Linked DNA regions of Homo sapiens: all the other regions are linked to region 3. Evidence: chromatin contacts called from ENCODE Hi-C or POLR2A ChIA-PET data. All regions are on one chromosome and are shown on one strand. The core of a region is the stretch at or near the end of the contact, and the rest is flanking DNA. Distances in the headings are between cores, read along the strand shown.

What was found. Hi-C counts contacts between places; a loop is a spot of excess contacts on that map. ChIA-PET counts read pairs that join two places held with the same protein, here RNA polymerase II (POLR2A). Pooled maps may share reads with other maps.
Region 1: a map of CD4-positive, alpha-beta T cell shows a loop between it and region 3 (6-fold over the local background). The contact joins the promoter of ATR here to the promoter of COPB2 in region 3. A Hi-C loop is called at or near these places in 2 of 168 maps with a recorded cell type or tissue (CD4-positive, alpha-beta T cell and CD4-positive, alpha-beta memory T cell) and 9 of 50 pooled maps. POLR2A ChIA-PET finds 5 or more read pairs at or near these places in 1 of 52 experiments (activated CD8-positive, alpha-beta memory T cell).
Region 2: a loop to region 3 is called in a map of B cell, with 13 times the contacts of the local background. The contact joins the promoter of U2SURP here to the promoter of COPB2 in region 3. A Hi-C loop is called at or near these places in 1 of 168 maps with a recorded cell type or tissue (B cell), 1 of 37 single-sample maps with no recorded cell type and 7 of 50 pooled maps. POLR2A ChIA-PET finds 5 or more read pairs at or near these places in 1 of 52 experiments (CD4-positive, alpha-beta T cell).
Region 4: a pooled map shows a loop between it and region 3 (11-fold over the local background). The contact joins the promoter of TRPC1 here to the promoter of COPB2 in region 3. A Hi-C loop is called at or near these places in 5 of 50 pooled maps.

What each region holds. Positions count from the first base shown.
Region 1 is chr3:142,575,765-142,580,689 of GRCh38, forward strand. It overlaps ATR (ATR checkpoint kinase), which reads right to left and starts at 2,969. Exons shown (of 47, transcript NM_001184.4): 1 at 2,882-2,969. The coding sequence starts at 2,940. RefSeq lists enhancers at 2,760-2,919, 3,220-3,319.
Region 2 is chr3:142,998,368-143,002,893 of GRCh38, forward strand. U2SURP (U2 snRNP associated SURP domain containing) reads left to right here and starts at 3,203. Exons shown (of 28, transcript NM_001080415.2): 1 at 3,203-3,306. The coding sequence starts at 3,262. PAQR9-AS1 (PAQR9 antisense RNA 1) reads left to right here. Exons shown (of 5, transcript NR_125393.1): 4 at 33-127; 5 at 2,660-2,723. It overlaps LOC100289361 (a long non-coding RNA gene), which reads right to left and starts at 3,100. Exons shown (of 1, transcript NR_034032.1): 1 at 2,478-3,100. RefSeq lists enhancers at 641-1,641, 2,641-3,640, 2,915-3,564.
Region 3 is chr3:139,388,061-139,392,881 of GRCh38, forward strand. It overlaps COPB2 (coat protein complex I subunit beta 2), which reads right to left and starts at 1,587. Exons shown (of 22, transcript NM_004766.3): 1 at 1,488-1,587. The coding sequence starts at 1,490. It overlaps COPB2-DT (COPB2 divergent transcript), which reads left to right and starts at 1,743. Exons shown (of 5, transcript NR_121609.1): 1 at 1,743-1,873. It also overlaps the pseudogene LOC124906339. RefSeq lists enhancers at 1,265-1,514, 1,311-1,872, 1,805-2,104, 1,873-2,435, 2,315-2,424.
Region 4 is chr3:142,722,366-142,727,028 of GRCh38, forward strand. It overlaps TRPC1 (transient receptor potential cation channel subfamily C member 1), which reads left to right and starts at 1,669. Exons shown (of 13, transcript NM_001251845.2): 1 at 1,669-2,366. The coding sequence starts at 2,195. RefSeq lists a silencer at 1,913-1,962 and an enhancer at 2,221-3,087.

The DNA.
Region 1 (4,925 bases), core at 1,719-4,218, 3.2 Mb after region 3:
AACGATTAAAGGCAGGAACAGCCTTGGTATCCTGGAGAAACAAGGTCAGTATCACTAGAGTAAAGTAAGCAAAAGAGGGATAAAAGGTGATGAAGTCAGAGGCAGGCTGAGCCAGATTATGTAGAACCTTAGAGGCCTTGGTAAGGAGTTTGGATTTTATACTGATTTTAAGTGTGCTGGAATGTCAAAGGACGGTTTTGTGCAGGGGAACTTACAATATGACTAATAGATGAAAAATCACTTTACTGAGTGGAAAATCTATTATAAGTAGGTAAAAGTAGAAATGGAAAGATCAACTAAGGTTACTGTAATAGTTCAGGTAAGAAATTCTGGTGGTAGCAGTGGAGACAGTGAGAAGTGTTAGATTCTAGATGTATCTTAAACATATGGTTGTCAGAACTAACTTATGGATTATTAAGCGACAAGGGAAAAAAACCAAGGATGACTCCTAGGCTTTTGGTTGGCATATTTACGATAACACAGGAGAAGGAACAAATTCAAGGGCGCAGTAAATCAGGCGTTCTGCTTTGGATATGTTAATTTTCACTTCCCAGTGTGGATGTTGAGTAAGCAACCTAATATATATCTCCGATCTAGAAATATAAATTTGGGAGTTATCAGCATATGGATGACATTTAAAGCCATGAGATTAGGTAAGATTACTTGGGAAGACAGCACAGATTAAAAGAGGGCCAAGGACATAGACTGAAAGCACATGTGAAAATAGTTAAGAATGACTTCTAGATTTCCAGTTTGGAGAACTAAGTGAATATGGTGCCATGTACTGAGATATCTCTACTTCAATGAATAAGAGAAAAATAATTTTTTTAATTTAAAAAAAGAAAGCTTGTGAAAGCTAGGACATGTGGGGAATTTGTATTGGATATTCTGAACCTTAACTACACATAGGACACTCAGTGAAACTACCAGTATACAGTAAATATACAATTCTATAGAAGACATGATTTGGAGAAACATATTAGTAGTCATCAAATAGCAGATTATAGTTGAAGGCAGGAGAGTGGAAAGGTCATTTAGCAAGATTATGCAGAGCAGACTGCTAATAGCAAAAAAACAATAGGACAAAATTTATCTGAGGGACTGAGGAAGAGCAGCCCATAAATTAGAACACTAATATCTTTTTTTTTCAGTAGTCTAATTGCCATAGTCAATTAAGAGGAAACATTTTGGAAGAAAAGGCCTTGAAAGCTTGAATCTGAAACCTAGCTCTGTTATCTGCTAGCTGTGCCTTTGGTTCTTCAACTTCTCTGTCCCTTTTTCTTAAACAGTGGTAACACTTGTTTCATTCTATGTCATGGATATACTATGAAAATTGATTAGCTTTTTTGATTCAAGTAGTTGTAATGAAAAAGCCATGACAATTAAAAACTATTAGACAACTCTCTGTGGGTCAGTTTTTCTATTCTTTCTCTTGGAATAGCTACAAATAAATGAAAGGTAACATAAACTCTACTGATGAAACCGACTATATATAATCCAAGAACCAATTATTTTTATTAACAGGACTCACGGAGGAAGACAGAAGAGGGAAGAGAAGTATTAACCAGTTAATTCTACTTTAAAGCAAAGTGGCAAAAATATACTCAGCTTCACAATGAGCCTGAAAGATGAAATTTGTAAACCAACTTCCTACAATGATCACTTTTCTTCCTCTTCTTTTAGAGAGGTAGAGGTTATTTTATAAACTAAACACAAAGTATACTTGCCACAGATAAGTGGAAAAAATTCACACACTCAAAAATAGTGATGCAGTTACGACAAGAATGGTCCCTTCATTTATCCTTTTATTCATATATTGAGACTAGATTATTTGGATGGCCAACCAGTGGAAATGAACACAACTGCGCTGCAAAAAGAAAGAGAAGTAGCTATCCCATTGGCTTAATGTCAGCTTTGACTTTGTGTGGAAAGTTTTCAAACAGTTTAAGAAATTGGGAAGCAGTTATTCCAAATGATAATTTAACTGCGGTAGCAGCACAAGCTTATTTATTTCTTGTTCGCAGTAGTGTAGAATTAAAACAAACAAAGCAAAACAAGCTCTACCGAGTCTTTAGGCCTGGTTCAGGGAAGCCTGCCTGTGTATTGAAGAGGTGTGAGAGCCATCAACACCTCTCCCTCCTTGTGGTAAGATACTGGTTTTCATGAGGTTTACAGACAACATGCATTTGCAAATGAAATATTAAATTGTCTCCAAATTTTGGCAACACTCTGTGCACGCTGAGATTTTGTGGACCCAGGGGTCTATCTCTCCAATTTCTGACTAAAATAACGGATCGGGAACTGGACGATCAATACGAGGGAGGTCACATCTTCAGTATGTACTATGACTTCACTTCAAAGAAAAAAACTGCCTTTTCCAGCAAGTGATGTCACTTGCAGAAAATGAGAAGCGGTGATTTTCTTTCAAGGGCAGTTTGGGGACAAAATGTAAGGCTAAAAACCAATTCCTCCACGAGTGATCACAAAGAACAGAAACTGATGGGTCAAGTCCCTCGTCTAAGGAAAAAGATTTTCGAGAAGAAAATGAGTGTAGAAAAGTGACCAGAAAGCGATCAGCAGGGACTCTTCCTCCAGCTGCAGGAAGCAAACTCTCGATCGGGGTGAGTGGTAAACCAGGGCCGGCAGACGCCTCTCTCCCCCACGGACCGGCTTCCCGCAGGTTTGTGGCGACTGCCCCATGTGCTATCAACGGGCACTCTGAGGGAGAAGCGCCCAAATCAGCCACGGAGCATCTCCACAAGGGCCGCAGCGGGGGCTTAGGGGATCCCAGCCATAGCGCAGCAGGGGAGGGGAGAGCACGTGAAACCCAAGCCGGAATCAGCGGAGGAGGATGCAGGACCCAGGCTGGGCCTAGCCCTACCTGCCCAGCTCCCGCAGGGCGGGGATCATGGAAGCCAGCTCCAGGCCATGTTCCCCCATGCTGAGGCTGCGAGGCACTAGTCAACCACGCCAACGCGGGTTCCCGGCGTCTCCAAAGCTACCGCTGCCGGAAGAGCGCGGCGCCCGACGGAGCCGTGTGGAGGCCAAAACTCCTCCCGGAAGCCGCTACTGGCCCCGCTTGCCAGGCCCAGCGTCTTTTCTGCATAGGACCCGGGGGAAGCCGGGAAGCCGTTAGGGGGCGGGGCAAGCGGGCGGGCGTGCGTCGGTCAAGTTTCCCGGGTCGCGTCAGGCTTCTTTCTCAGCACCGAGCGAGCGACGTTCGTGAAGCTTTCGTTTTGAGCGGCCAGACTCTGCTGTTCTCAAGCCTGGGAGGCACAGAGAAGCAAGACTTCCGCATCGGGGGAGGATAGGGCTTGAGGGCCGCCAGCCCAGACTCGCTTCACAAATGTGAGAACTATGACAGTCCAGCGAGTAAAGGCCAAGAGTAAACTCCAGGTTTCCCCAGAGTAACGCTCTCACATTTTAAAAGTTCCTCACGTTCCCACCGCTCTTGTCCCTCTTTCTGAGAGATACAGGCCAAAAGGTGGGCTCTCCCTGTTTTTTTCCTTTTAAGCATTTTTTTTCAACTTGAAGTCACTGTTAGGTTTCGTTGAGGACCCTACCAACTTTTAATATTTGAAAATGGGGTTGGAATATATTTGTGTCTCATCAAATCAGCAACAGTACTGTGTGTGGAAATGCCACCATTACGGGCATCCGCAACCTGTGATTTAATTTTTAAAGTAAATCAATGGATTTTGGCAATACACATTTTCTAGCTCAACTCAATTTATTGGAAAGATGACCACCATAAGAGATTGTTGACATGTCAAAGTTATGTAGTTAATCACTCAAAGTCATGCAGTATGTTTACATTTGTTCTTTGGTACATGAGGATAGTTAACCGATACAGTATCTTAAAGAAAAAAGTGATGGAATGACAGCCAAATATGCTCTTGCCTCAAGAACTTTGCATTTGCTGTACTCTCTGCCTTGAACACCACTCTGTCATTGCCCTTTTTCCTTCAGGTGTTTGCCAAATTAACACCAAAGAGCCTCATATAGACTAACATATATACACATTCTGTCTCACCCTCTTTTTTTTGTTAGATACATTGTCTTACTCTGTTGTTCAGGTTCTAGTGCAATGAATGTTGCAATCATAGCTCACTGCAGCCTCAATCTCCCAGGCTCAAGCGATCCTCTCACCTCAGCCTGGGCTCAATTGATCCTCCTGCCTCAGCCTCCTGAGTAGCTGGGACTACAGACATGCCACCACGCCTGGCTAATTATTTTTTGTAGAGACAAGGTCTTGCTATGTTGCCCAGGCTGGTCTCAAACTCTTGGCCTCACACGCTCCTCCCACCTCAGCCTTCCAAAGTACTAGAATTAGAGGTGAGAGCCACCACACCCGGACATACTATATTATTGTCTCTCTCCAGTTAGAGTGTAAGCTCTTGGAGAGCAAGGTCTTGTCTATTTTGTTCACTCTCAGATACCCAGGACCTAAAACTGTGCCTGGCACATAGGTGGTGTTCAGTAAACATTTGTTGAATGAATCACTGAATGTTTTAGGAGAAAGGACATGGGATTGGGAGTTACAGGCCCTACACAAGTTCTCATTCCATCTGCTAGAAACTATATGACCTCAGTAAAGTTACTTAATCTCTTAATACTTCCATTTTTTCATTTATAAAATGGGATTAATAATGTCTACCTCACAAGATTACAGCAAAGATTAAATAAGAGGGGGTAAAGTCATAAAGTGGAATATAATTTCATAGTTAAAATGAATGAATTATACTACCTATACCAACGATGAATCCTGAAAACTACATTGATTGAAAAAGCAAATTCAAAGGTATACATAATAGTGTCATATCATTTATATACAATCTTAAAACCACAAAACAATGCGTTGTGTGAGTTATGTATACAAATATGTTTGATAAAAGTATGAAAACATGTTTGGCAAAGATAGATAT
Region 2 (4,526 bases), core at 1,953-4,452, 3.6 Mb after region 3:
TTTGTAATTTCTCTTGAACGTATCTGCTGCAGGGAGAAGCCTTAAAAACAAATGGCAGGTGTGGGCACCAGAAAATCAACACATCGGGAAGAGAAAAATGGCATGGTTTTACTGTAATTGTAAAAAGGTAATACTAGTTGCAGTAAATTGCATGATTCTTACTGTTTATGTGTAGTCCCTTAGCACTAATCTAATTATTCAGATTCCATAAAATTCCATTTGGATTATTTTCATGCTATTTCACTTTCCTGAATTTGTAATTTGAGTAATAGGGCCAGAATTTCATGACGTAATAGGGCCAGAATTTCACGTATCAAGAATTCTTACTCATAATTGTGATGTTCAATTTTTTTTTTTTTTTCCTGAGATAGGGTCACTCTGTTGCCCAGACTGGAGTGCAATGGCAAGATTCCCAGTGCTCTGGTGGTCCTCCCACTTCAGCCTCCTATCTGGGACTACAGATGCATGCCACCACATCTGGCTGATTTTTAAATATTTTTTTGTAGAAATAAGGTTTTGCCATGTTGCCCAGGCTGGTCTCGAACTCATGGGTTCAAGCCATCTGCCTGCCTTGATCTGCCCGCCTTGGCCTCCCAAAGTGCTAGGAGTACAAGCCTGAGCCACTGTGCCTGGCAATGATTTTGAATTTTTAAAAGCGTACTTAACCCTTAATAAAGGCCCGTATTATTTCTAGTCACATCATATTTGTCTGACTTGCTTTGGGGCTTACAATATAAAAAAGAAGAGAGGAAAGAAGTCTGCATTCTTTTGTTTTTGACTCTTCAGGAGTATTTAGTAAAAATTATTTTTAAAATAAGTAGGACTTTGGGGATTTGACTGAAAAGCTACACATATTCACTTTCTAGTGACAAAATCAGCCTGTGGCATTGTCAGAACACCACAAGGCATACCCAGTCCCACTTCTCCTCTTCATCTCAGCTGATGATTTCACTTTCTAATCCTATAAACAGTTAAGATCTAGGCTGGGCGCGGTGGCTCACGCCTGTAATCCCAGCACTTTGGGAGGCCGAGGTGGGTGGATCACGAGGTCAGGAGATGGAGACCATCCTGATTAACATGGTGAAACCCCGTCTCTACTGAAAATACAAAAAATTACCCGAGCGTGGTGGCGGGCGCCTATAGTCCCAGCTACTCGGGAGGCTGTGGCAGGAGAATGGCATGAACCCAGGAGGCGGAGCTTGCAGTGAGCCGAGATCACGCCACTGCACTCCAGCCTAGGCGACAGAGCGAGACGTCTCAAAACAAACAAAACAAAACAAAACCCTGTTAAGATCTAGTGTGCTGAGCTCTTCAAAGTGGTAAAGTATAGGTTCCTTGGAAACAGAAGGGTCTCTGATTTAGGATTGGTGGGGAGGGAGGACTGTAAGCCTTCCTGGAGGAAGGGACATCTTCACCCAGAGTAGAATTGGATTAGACTTCAATGAGAGGGCAGGGCAAGGTTGAGGGAAGAGGCCCAGAACTGAAAAAGTATGACAGAATCCAGCAGTAGAAGTAAATTGAATTGGGTTGGAGGGTGCAAGTCATTCTAATTTCATGTGTAGCACTTGTCACTTTCAGATCATTTCTTGTTTACTGTCTGTTCTTCTACCCTCATACCCTCACAGAGAATAGGAGGCCTGGCCTGCTGATTCCTTAGTGGCTGGCATATATGTCTGTTAATCTTTCTTGAGAGCCAGCCTTGTGTCAGATCCTGTTCTAAGTGCTTCCCTCGCTCCCCACCCCCGCCATTCAACAAAATTCTACTTCTTCAGAGCTGGTTCAAATGCTTTCTTCTCTATGACCACCCCCCCCCCTGCCCCGCCCCGTCTCTTTTCCTCACTCCTACTCTCAGAATTAATTACTTCTTTCAGAGGTCCCTCAGCTATTGATCCTTCCTTGCAGCATCAATTTAATTATGCATAGTGTCAGTTTGCGGTTTCCTTGTCTCCTCCATTTCTCATTAAGTTTTAAATCATATGAAGACAGTGCATGTTTGTCTGTCTCTGTAAGCCCTACAACACTTTGGGCAGGCTTTTACACACAAAACGGGGCTCAAAAATATTTTGAATAAATGATTTAGGGAGAGGTCCACAAACGCCCTCCACTCCCACCCTAGTCCTCAGAGCAATACTTTAAAATAAAAATCTGACCATTTCAACCTTGTTAAAGGCCGATCTTCATTCTGAGAACAGAATTCTAACTCCTAAGCACGATGGTGACCTCAGGGCGCTGTGTGAACCTGCACCCGCACCCCTGTCCAACCACGTCCCTCCCCACACCTGGTCTAATAAAACGACTGCTTTAGGTGACCTGCACGATCGGCTGTACTGATTCATGCCACAGGCTTTTACCTCAATTACTCCCTCTGTCTGGAATGTCCTTTCTTTCCTTGCCTGGCCTGATTCGGGCATGGCCTTCTCAAGCAAGCTTTCCGTCTTTGAATCTAGGCCCTGATTAAGAACTTTTTAAAAAAGTACTAAGTTCAGAAAAGTTTAATATGGTGTTCCCCCATTTATGTGATTAAAAATGAAAACAATACTAAAGTGTAAAATGTAATCTTTAAAATGTCACACAACTTTACATGCATGCTAGATTTAGAATACCATCTGTATTTACGATTTTCTCTTATTGACTGTCTCCACGCGCACCCACTCTGCAGACGCCCTAAAGAGTGTCTATCGGATCACCCTCAAGTTGGGTCAAACGGCTCCTCTTCTCGGCTTTTCGGGAGCAACCCTATCTCAACATTCACCATCTTAAGATGAGCAGACTGCAAGTTTGCCTCTCCCACCAGTATGGGAGCTGCCGAAGCGGCAAGAACAGCGTTTCCGTCCATCGAGCGCCAGGTCACCAGTCAGCTCCAGTCCTATTTTGAGTTGAAGTAAAAGCTCCTCCCTAGATGGCCAGTGCACGTCTTTAAAAAGCGACTCCTTTCCCACAAAGGAAATACGACTGGTTCGCATCTATCAAGGGTTGGCGTTGGGATAAGAGGGTGAAGTATCAGCTGGCCCTGATTCTCTGAATTCCCGGACCCAATAACGCGACCAAGCACCGTGACTCCCAGGAAAACTAGCGGAGTGAGCGCGGCTGAGGAAATTACTGACACCGGAAGTCACGTGAGCGGCTGCCCCTAAGGTCGCTATCTCGACAGTCGACTATTCAGCCTTGCAGGCGCCTCTGGCGGGCTTCACTGAGATCCGCTCTTTCGGTGCTCGACTCGCCCGTGCTGCTGCCGCCGCCGAAGGAGGGGCAAAGCTCAAGATGGCGGACAAAACGCCAGGCGGATCTCAGAAGGCCAGTTCAAAGGTAATTTCTGACAAAATTTCGTAAGTCAGCGGATCTACCACTGTCGTTTGGGGCCCACAGACGCTTCTGGCCTGTGAGAGGCGATTGGGATTGGGGTCTGCATTCTAGTCGCGACGGTAGGCCCGGGCGCCGCCGCACCGTTGTGCGCAGGTTGAGAGGCCTGGTATCTCCCCATAGTCCCAGCCGGGATTCAGCTCGAGACTGGCGTGCCCAGTGGGTGGAGGCGTGAGTGCTTCGGCCCGCGCTTGGCATTGGAGTGAAATCAGGAATTCAGATTGAGGTCTGAAGCAGTGAAAACGCTCTCCTGTATCTCAGCTTCCTGCGCCCTGAGGCCGCCAGACAGCGCCTGGGAGAGAGGCGGGAATCGCTTCCCGGTGCTTAAATGTCTGCTGCTTTTTTCTCGGTTTTGGATCTCACTCACTTCCGGCCTCCCTCAGTTTCCCTCCAAGGAATGAATAACCTCTAGGGTCGCCAGCTGTGAGGGGAGGACCACTAGGGCAAAGACACGGAGTGGGAAATGCAGAGGCGGGAGCAGCTCTCCTTTGCAGTGCTGCATAGCCAAGGTTAATGTACAGTCTACACGTGGTCTTTACCTTAACGGGAAGTAAAAAGCACTTTTGAGGGTAGAGGACTCGTGGTCTCTTTCTTTATGTTGAAGAAACAGTGAAAAGAGAAGCTCCGTAGACTTGTAAGCTACATACGATTAGTAAATTGCATTTGTGTTTACAGGGAACCCTGGGCACGTATTGTGAAACCAGTGAGCTGTGGTAGTAGTTAAGCATTAGTACGGTTGGGTTCTTAGTTGCCATCTTGGGCGGGACATTTAATCGTTTTTTGGTTTGGGTTTCTGGTCTCGAATATATTAAAAGTAATTGGTACTGCCACGAGGTAGTTAAACTTTCCGATGCTGATGCAAGAAGCTGTGTAACACTTTCAGGTGCTAGGGACTGTTAAATCTTAAAGAGTGTGTGACTGTAAATCGGCTATTAGAAAGTTAAATTTACGGTAGGAGAGAAGCTTGCGTTTACAGTTCTGAGAAACATCATAACTCGTTTTCTACTTGCTTTCTCTAATCCGACTGTTTATGCCATTTGGTGAACGATGTACACCAAAATAATTAATTCATAATTAGTAATGGTCTTAACAGACATCGTTTAGTTACATAGAAACTTTGGTGAGGGGCCAGTTTCGGCTTCTTTACAAGGTATTGTGTCAGTTTT
Region 3 (4,821 bases), core at 337-2,836:
GCAATATTTCATTATAGAAATACACTGGTAAATGTAAAGACGGCAAAAGAAAATGAAATTAGGCAGATCCAAGAGCCTTTTCCAAAAACGTCCATTACTGCAACCACAGCAGACCCAAACTACATCAGGTAGTTAGTAATACGAAGTGCTCTAATTAAGAGGCTTGAGGTCTTGTTCAGGGACTGTAACCTGGGTGCCCAAGAAAGTCCACGGATAGTGCTAGCTTCGGCAGCACATAGAGAGGAGATTAGCGTGGCCCCTGCGCAAGTATGACACGCAAATCCGTGAAGCGTTCCATATTTTTTATAAAACAAATTAAAAAAAAAAAGAAGGTCCATGGATTGTGGGGGGGGGTGTCTGTGAATGAATGCACTGAATTTTATGCAAAAATGTTTGTTTCTCTGTGCATTTTCCCTGGGAGTATTCCTAACTTTTTCCTAGTTCCAACTTTGCCACAATTAACCTTGTAGAAACATAATTTAAAAAAATTTTTTAACTTAAGATGAGGGACTTAATCCCTAGCGTCTTCAAGCTCCAAAATGTTTGATTCTGTGCTTCATAACAAGTTTTTTTTTTTTTTTTTTTGAGACGGAGTCTTGCTCTGTCCCAGGCTGGAGTGCAGTGGTGCGACCTCGGCTCACTGCAGCCTCTGCCTCCCGGGTTCAAGCGATTCTCCTGCCTCAGCCTCCTGAGTAGCTGGGACTACAGGGGCCCGCCACCACGCCCGGCTAATTTCTTTTTTTTTTTTTTGCATTTTCAATAGAGACGGAAGATATTCTTATACTATCGTTTTCTTTCCTTATTATTATAACACTCTTGTGCAAACTAGTCTAGGGCGTTTTTTAGGGTTACGGTGATAATAACAAAGTGCTCTAACAATTACTATTCTTACCAGCCACTGGATTTGCAAATGCATAAAAGCACACCAGCCAGTGTTATAAACAGCACCCCCTTCCTCCCAACCCTTCTTCTCCCCTTAGAAACCTAACAGCTGAGATATCAAAGCATTTGAAATTCCATTTTTGACTCCATATACATTTGTTTTTGGCTTCTTTGCTTGTTTATAGTTTGTAGCCAGCACACACTATCCCCAGAATAAGCCCAACAGGAGTGTAGATTAACTACCACCGTTTTAAAGGCAAACTTTAGTTTTACCAAAGCCTCCTACGGAGTTCAACACATTCGGCTTCTGTGTTTCCCTACACCACCGATCCCGCTGCAGACTGCAGGAGCTCTGGCAAGCGCCACAAGCGCCAGGGGAGACAAAACCCCTCACTAGCAGGCTTTGCCTCCCCAAATCACCCCGGTCCCCTAGGCCCCACCGCCTTCTCCCTTCCTGGAATCAAACGACCAAGACCCCGCAAGGCCTGAGGCGGCGGCCGCAGCGGGAGCCCAGACCACTGCTTACCGCGGCCCTCAGTCCAGAAGCTCCAGGAATCGGCCGTAACCTATGGGACCCCGCTCCCTTCTACGGGATCTGGACCTACCATGGCTGCGTCGGTCCAATCCCGGGAACCCTCGTTTGTTACCGGCTACTCAGGCCTTGAGATAAACCCACCGATCCACTGACCGTCAGACTGACTGACGTGGAACTTCCGGGAGCCGATTCTCGCGATAGTCAGAGGCCAGGGCCGGAGCGCCTGCGCAAACTGCGCGCAGGGCCGTCGTTTCCCAAGCCCCGCCCCAGTTTCCTAGGCAACGTGGCCTTCCAGACCGCTGGTAGTGGACTTGAGGCTGTCGGGAAGGAGGGGTGTGGCCTAGACCACTAAGGGCCGTGACGTGGTGCCGCTGAGCTTGGACCCCGACCAGAAGATAGAGATTGAAACGATGAGGAAAACGAAGTGCCTAATCCCCGCTGGACGCTAACTGCAGGGCAAGCTCCCCAGTGTTGTAGTTGTGTTTCGGAGGCCGAGAACCGCTATCGGGCTTCCTCGGACTCTGGCCCTGGAGGGGGGAAACGGCGAGGGAGAAGGCGAAACGAGTCTCCAGTGTGTTCTTGGGGCCTGGTGCGAGGCCCAGAGAATTCTCTGCAGGCCTTTGCCCGGGCACTGATTAAGGCTGCGAAGAGACGCACCGGGCTGCGGGCTTAGTAGCTTCAGGCTTCTGAAGTCAGAGGGAGGGCTGAGAGCTTACACTTCTGGAGCTCCCCGGGAGACGGCAACTACCCAACCGTGTGGGTGTGTTTGTGTATGTGTCTTTTGTTGAGCTTCGGCTGGCTGTGTTATTCATTCAACAAATATTTATCGATCTTCGGCAGTGTGTCAGACATACCTTCTTCTCAAATCTTCACATCAAACCTGAATTATCTCCATTTAATGATGAGGAAACTCGGGCTCAAAGAAGTTAAGTGTTCTAGCCAAGACTGCATAGTAAGTGGCAGATAAAACCTCAAAGTTGGGCCGGGCGCGGTGGCTCACGCCTGTAATCCCAGCACTTTGGGAGGCCGAAACGGGTGGATCACCTGAGGTCAGGAGTTCGAGACCAGCCTGGCCAACATGGTGAAACCCCGTCTCTATTAAAAATACAAAATTAGCCTGGCGTGGTGGCGGGCGCCTGTAATCCAAGCTGTTCCAGAGGCTGACAGGAGAATCGCTTAGAACCCAGGAGGTGGAGGTTGCAGTGAGCTGAGATCGCGCCACTGCACTCCAGCCTGGGCAACAGAGCAAGACTCTGTCTCAAAACAAAACACCTCAAAGTTTGTGCTCTTTCTACTACATAAAAATATCTCTTCATTAATGTGGCTGAATTCTAAGGGCCTGTGCCATAGGGGTTACACTACACAATAAAGTTCGAGAACATTTGCCTGTCACACGCACTGCACATCTCCTGTATTTCCTTTTTTTTTTTTTTTTTAAGAAAACATGTGGACCATAGAAAACTTGCCCTCTGGTTACACGTACAAACGTGTATTTTTAACTTGAGAGAAATCTTAAAGTCTTTTCAGACCTCCAGATTTTCAGAAAGGCAAAAAGAAAAATTATGTATTTGTGTGTGTAGATAATGATAATCAGAGGGAGATGATTTTGCACGAAATTATTTGGCTTTAGTAGGAGCCTTGAGCTAATGTGACTCTCTTCATGGGCCTCAGTTTTCATCATCTTAAAAAAAATCCAGCTACATGGTTTCTAAAGATCCTTCCATTTTTTTTTTTTTTATGTTTCTGTGGCATTCAATAGTGGAAAAAAGAGTCTGGAACTGGAGTTTAGTGCCAGCAGTGTGATCTTATGTAAATTGAGACTAATAATTCTAGTAATTGCATACTTTGCTTACTCTATGGAGTGACTGAGGATCCTGAGTTGAAAAAATTATATGAACTATACCTAATTTGCTTGAATAGTGGAACTTTCAATATTTCTAACTCCTGAATACTCTTGCACTTGAGAGAGTATTTTTGGATTTGGCACAGTACTAAGTGATACAAAATAAAATGATGTATCTCTATTGTCAAGGGGCTCAGCTGGGAATGCTTAAATCTTTGTATACCACTGGGCCACCTAAGGGTCTACCTAGCTGGTGTTGCGGGCCTGAACCCTCAAGTGTCATTCTTACTTGGACTATATCTTTTCTCATGTTTTCCACTGCAATTAGCCAAAATTAAGTCCTGCAATTGTAGACTGTAAATTCACTCTTTTAACCATTACATACTGAATGTGTACTATATACAAAGCACTATACTAGGTGCTGCCTTAAGATATTACCCATAGAATTTGGTGTTGGATTTTGGTTGAAATAAATTTTAAAGAAATAAAATTCTTAAATAGGAACTAATACATAACATTAAATATACACGTGTATTTCACTAGGCGTTCGACTGTGGGTTTAAATTAAAATCTTTTGTTTACTTGGTTTAGAGGAGACTGGAAGGTTAGGAAAAATAACCGTTGGGAAGAAAAGAAATATAGACAAGCTTAGCAGATTGGTAAAGGGTTTCCCAAGAGGTTGACTGCAATCGATTAACAGATCTTAAAGTCTTACCTAGTCAATTTCTATAATAGCTATTTCAGCCCTGCCTTTTTGCAGCAGCTGGGAGAATTCCAAGTGGGAATTCAGGTTGCAGTGCCTCTGTAAGTACCCTATATACACTGTTCCCTTCCCACCCTATTCCTACCTCTTCATAAGAAGTTGAGGAAAATAATTCGTTGAGAAAGAGTCAGGGTTTTTTGTTTATTATTTTATTTTATTTGTATTTATTTATTTATCTTGAGATGGTGTCTCACATTGTCACCCAGGCTGGAGTGCAGTGGCGCCATCTCAGCTCACTGCAACCTCCACCTCCCGGGTTCAAGCGATTCCCCTGCCTCAGTCTCCCCAGTAGCTGGGACTACGGGTGCACGCCACCACGCCTGGCTGATTTTTGTAGTTTTAGAAGAGATGGGATTTCACCATGTTGGCCAGGCTGATCTTGAACTCCTGACCCCAGGTGATCTGCCTGCGTTGCCTCCCAAAGTGCTGGGATTACAGGCTTGAGCCACCACACCCAGCCTTGTTTATTATTTTTAAATATACATGTGTTATCACTTAGCTAAGTGGTAAGTACTAGCACGAATAGGAACCTAGTTTCTCCCTTCAAAGGGGTTACAATTTATAAGCAGGAAAGGTTATTTATGCACAAATAATTGAATACCAGGCAGAATATGAGTACCTTCTGAGAGAAGTACCAGTAAAATACTCTGAAGATAAAATATCCAGCTAGGGAGATAAGTTTCATAAAGGAGGTAGAATCTGAGGTGGACTTTGAGGTGAAGAGTATACGGCATGTTTGAGAACCAAAAAAGGTCCAATTTGTTTGGAGAATGGTATTCATTTAGAAGAGCAGTGAGG
Region 4 (4,663 bases), core at 419-2,918, 3.3 Mb after region 3:
AAAAAAATCCTAACAAAAACTGGGCTAAAAACATGAAAAGGGCTGGGGGCAGTGGCTCATGCTTGTAATCCCAGCACTTTGGGAGGCTGAGGCAGGCAGATCACCTGAGGTCTGGAGTTCGAGACCAGCCTGACCAACAGGGAGAAACACTGTCTCTACTAAAAATACAAAATTAGCCGGGTGTGGTGGCACATGCCGGTAATACCAGCTGGTCGGAAGGCTGAGGCAGGAGAATCACTTGAACCTGGGAGGCGGAAGTTGCGGTGAGCCAAGATCACGCCATTGCACTCCAGCCTGGGCAACAAGAGCAAAACTCTGTCTCAAGAAAAAACAAAAAAACATGAATAGACAATTCTCAAAAGAAGATACACAAATGGCCAACAAACATATGAAAAAATGCTCAAGATCACTAATGATCAGGGAATTCCAAGTCAAAACTGCTATGCCGTATGTACCACCCTACTTCCGCAAGAATGGCCATAATCAAAAAAATCAAAAAATAATAGCTGTTGGTGTGGATGCGGTGAAAAGGGAACACTTCTACATTACTGGTGGGACTGTAAACTAGTACACCACTATGGAAAACAGTGTGGAGATTCCTTAGAGAACTAAAAGTAGAACTACCATTTGATCCAGTAATCCCACTACTGGGTATCTACCCAGAGGAAAAGAAGTCATTACACGAAAAAGATACTTGCCCATGCATATTTATAGCAGCACAATTCGCAATTGCAAAAATGTGGAGCCAACCCAAATGCCCATGAATCAATGAGTGGATAAAGAAACTGTGATATATATATATATATATATATATGTGGTATATATATATGTGATATATATATAATGATGGAATACTACTCAGCCATAAAAAGGAATGAATAAATGGCATTCGCAGAAACCTGGATGGGACTGGAGACTATTATTCTTATTCTAAATGAAGTAACTCAGGAATGGAAAACCAAACATCGTATGTTCTCACTCACAAGTGAGAGCTAAGCTTTGAGGATGCAAAGGCATAGGAATGACACAATGGACTTTCGGGACTCGGGGAAAGGTTGGGAAGGGGGAGAGGGATAAAAGACTACAAAATTAGGTTCAGTGTATACTGCTCGATGATGGGTACATCAAAATCTCACAAATCATCACTAAAGAACTTACTCATGTAACCAAACACCACCTGTTCCTCAAAAACCTATGGAAATAATATGGAAATAAAAATTTATATATTTGTATAAATTATTTAAACATAATATAATTATATATCTATATATCCTTTATAAATGAGAGTTCATTTCCAGCCTAAAATGAGTACAACATACAAACCCACGAGTCTGGCTCTCCATTGTGCTTTAAAGCATAGTGCACCAGAATATGAAATAGCTGGACAATTCCACAAAGGATTTCGACTAAACATTAAGTCGTCAGAGACTCAATTAACATACTGCTCCATATTTGCTTAATTACCTTAAACCAGTACCCTGGGTGTGGAAAGGGACGATTGAGCGAAGTCTTCCTCAGACTGCGGTTCACCTCACCAGAGCGAAGGAAGCTGCAGCGGGCTCCAGGAGCCCAGTGCGTCCCCACCGCAGGCCCCACCCACCCACGCCCCGCTTGCCGCAGGCCCCGCCCACCCAAGCCCGCCCTTGCCGCAGGCTCCTCCCTAGTGTCGTCGCTACAGAGGAGCAGAGGATGACGTGAGGACAGAGTCGCGAACATCTCCTCGGAGCGCAGCTGGGCCAGCGGTTCCCACAGCCCTGGAGCCCAACGTGCGCAGAAGCGCCTCTTGGAGCTCCTCTCCCACAGATCTCTCGTCCTCTTCCTGGGCTAGGCCGCCCCAGGCGCGGCCCCTGCGACTCCTGGCACGGCCCCGTGCTCGGCTGCCGCCCTGGCGCGCGCCACACTGTCGTCCCCGGACGGGCGCGGACCGGCTCGGCCGGGGCGCCGGCGGCTGGGGAGGGGTCGCTGGCCCCGGGGCCGCGCATGCGCCGCCACCAACTTGGGGCTGTCAGTGGAGGGCGAGTGCTGGTTCTCAGGGGAGGCGACGCCCTTCGGGGCCAACGGGCCTCGAGCCGAGGCAGCAGTGGGAACGACTCATCCTTTTTCCAGCCCTGGGGCGTGGCTGGGGTCGGGGTCGGGGTCGGGGCCGGTGGGGGCCCCGCCCCCGTCTCCTGGCCTGCCCCCTTCATGGGCCGCGATGATGGCGGCCCTGTACCCGAGCACGGACCTCTCGGGCGCCTCCTCCTCCTCCCTGCCTTCCTCTCCATCCTCTTCCTCGCCGAACGAGGTGATGGCGCTGAAGGATGTGCGGGAGGTGAAGGAGGAGAATACGCTGAATGAGAAGCTTTTCTTGCTGGCGTGCGACAAGGGTGAGAGTTAGGCCCCTTTCTCCTCTGGACGCCCCTGTCCTCCAGACCTTTAGTCCTCTCCCCCGCCTCAACTTATATCGGGGCATTCCCTCTGTCTCAGGCGCCGAGTGTCTTCCCGCCTCGCCTGCTGCCTCAGGCGGTCTTCTCCTCACCGCCTCTGCCCTGTGAGTGTGGAGCTGGCGGGAGAGTGGAGCTGGGGCTGCGCCCTCGGAGCGCTGCACCGTCGGGGGTGGCTCTGGCCTTGGGGTCCGGGGTTTAGGTAGCGCCTTGGGAGCCCCGACCCCAGCGTTTTAGCGCCGCCCTTGCTACTGACCGCATGAATGACCTGGTCTTCTCTCTGGCTCGCAGTTCATTCCTTCCGGGAGTCGAGAGGCTAGTTTCCGACACTCCAGTCGGAAAATTCCGTCACCTTACCTTAGGATGCCTCGTATGGAGGGTTCTCATCACCTGGTTTTTGTTTTTCTTAAAAACAAAACCAGACCCTCTATTATTTAGCTTCACCTGACCAGTGCTTTAGCCAGTGACTGTTGACTGGCATTAATAACGGAATATCCTAGGTGGAGATACATGAAGTAAGGACGGGACGGAAGAAATTCTGCCTTAGTTGCCAAAACTTTCTCTGGATTTACGGAACGCCTTTGATTGTTAGTGCTTTTTATTGGAGAGAAAGATTTATTGCTCCCAGATCTTTCTTTGGGAGATAAAGATAGTGAAAAATAATTACAGGAATTACAAGGCAAAAATATGTGGAATATATTTAGCGCGTTATCCTTTTTTTAGTCTAGAAGTTAATCATTTTTATGGCCATATTAAGGCCATGTCACGCAATCATCCTTTGTAGTGATGTATATAACAAAAGGGATAGGAAATTGATTGCCCTAAGACTGCTTTTGTTTCCTACATGGAAACACTAAAATTTTTCTTTTTCCAAATTTATATGGCTGTACACTTAGGAAAACTCTGTTAGAAACATGCAAACTTCTGGAACAAACCCAAAGGGCAGTTTACACTATGAAAAGACTAACTACACAGGATTTTTGTTTGTTTGTTTGTATGTGTGAATGTGTAATTAATAAATGACAGCCTTCCTAACCTCTCCTCCTGCTTTTGAAATAGGATTTTATTTACATGATTTTTTGAAAACAATTGACATATAAACAAAGTCCACCTATGTCTGTGGTTGAGCCATTTTTATGTTCTTATGTAATAGTATTAAATAATATTATGAAAGCAATATTAATAATATTGTTAAAGTACACCATGGACACAACTTTGAGCAGTCTTTGAGATGTAAAGAAACAGAATATACATCTACAACGTCACAAAAATAGGGTCTGTGGATTATGTAAAATTATTTAGTATTGCTGGAGTGGGTTGCCTGAGTTCTCTTCCCTCAAAAGTTCTGAGAGAGGAAGGGGAGAAGATTGTGTTGTACTAAAATGAGTAAGTGCTGGCTCCATGTATTCCAGCTCACTGTGCAATGGTTATTTTAAAGCAAACAGAAAGTATGTCAAGAAAGGAAATTTGATATTCCTGTCAAACTGAGGACAGAAAAATATCAGTGGAATATGGTTGAGCAAGTATTTGTGCATTGTGTATATTTAGGATTATTGCATGACATATCTCAAACAAAAGAGAGTTTTAATTTATGATAGTTGTATAGCCTATTTAGTAGTACCAGGTGAAATACCTTGATATTCTTTGTCAGTTTTTTATTTTATAACATAATTGAGATGAGAGACTTGGCTTTGGGGGGGTAGGGTGGAAATTAAATATGCATATTTTCCCCATATATAAATTAGAAATTTTTAAAACAAGTGAGCTAAAATGGGAATTTTCTGTTTCAGGTATGTCTAAACAACTTCTTGAGTTAGATTTGGAAAAATAGCATAATTCTTACGCATACTTATGGGGTACATTTACATTTAAAAAGTAACTTTGAGTTATAGGAATATTCTTTTGATTACGTGTTTGTATTCGCTAATATTGTTAGACTTTTTAAAATGTTACCTAAACCAGTCTAAAAGTGAACAATTTCCTGAAGTAGCTATGACTTCCACCATTACACTGGAGCCTTCCTCAGACCAAATGTTAAACATTCACTAAAGCAGCTATTGGGGTCGAGTGTTCATGCTTTTCATAGAGGATTTCATTTAAACCCCACAACCCCATGAGCCAGATCTGTTGTTGTCCTCAATTTGTAGATGAGGAAAATGAGGCTTAGCAAAATTTTAAAATTACTTTGCCCAAGGTTACATTGGTTAGATAATAGTAGAACTGGCATTTATCTTGAGCCT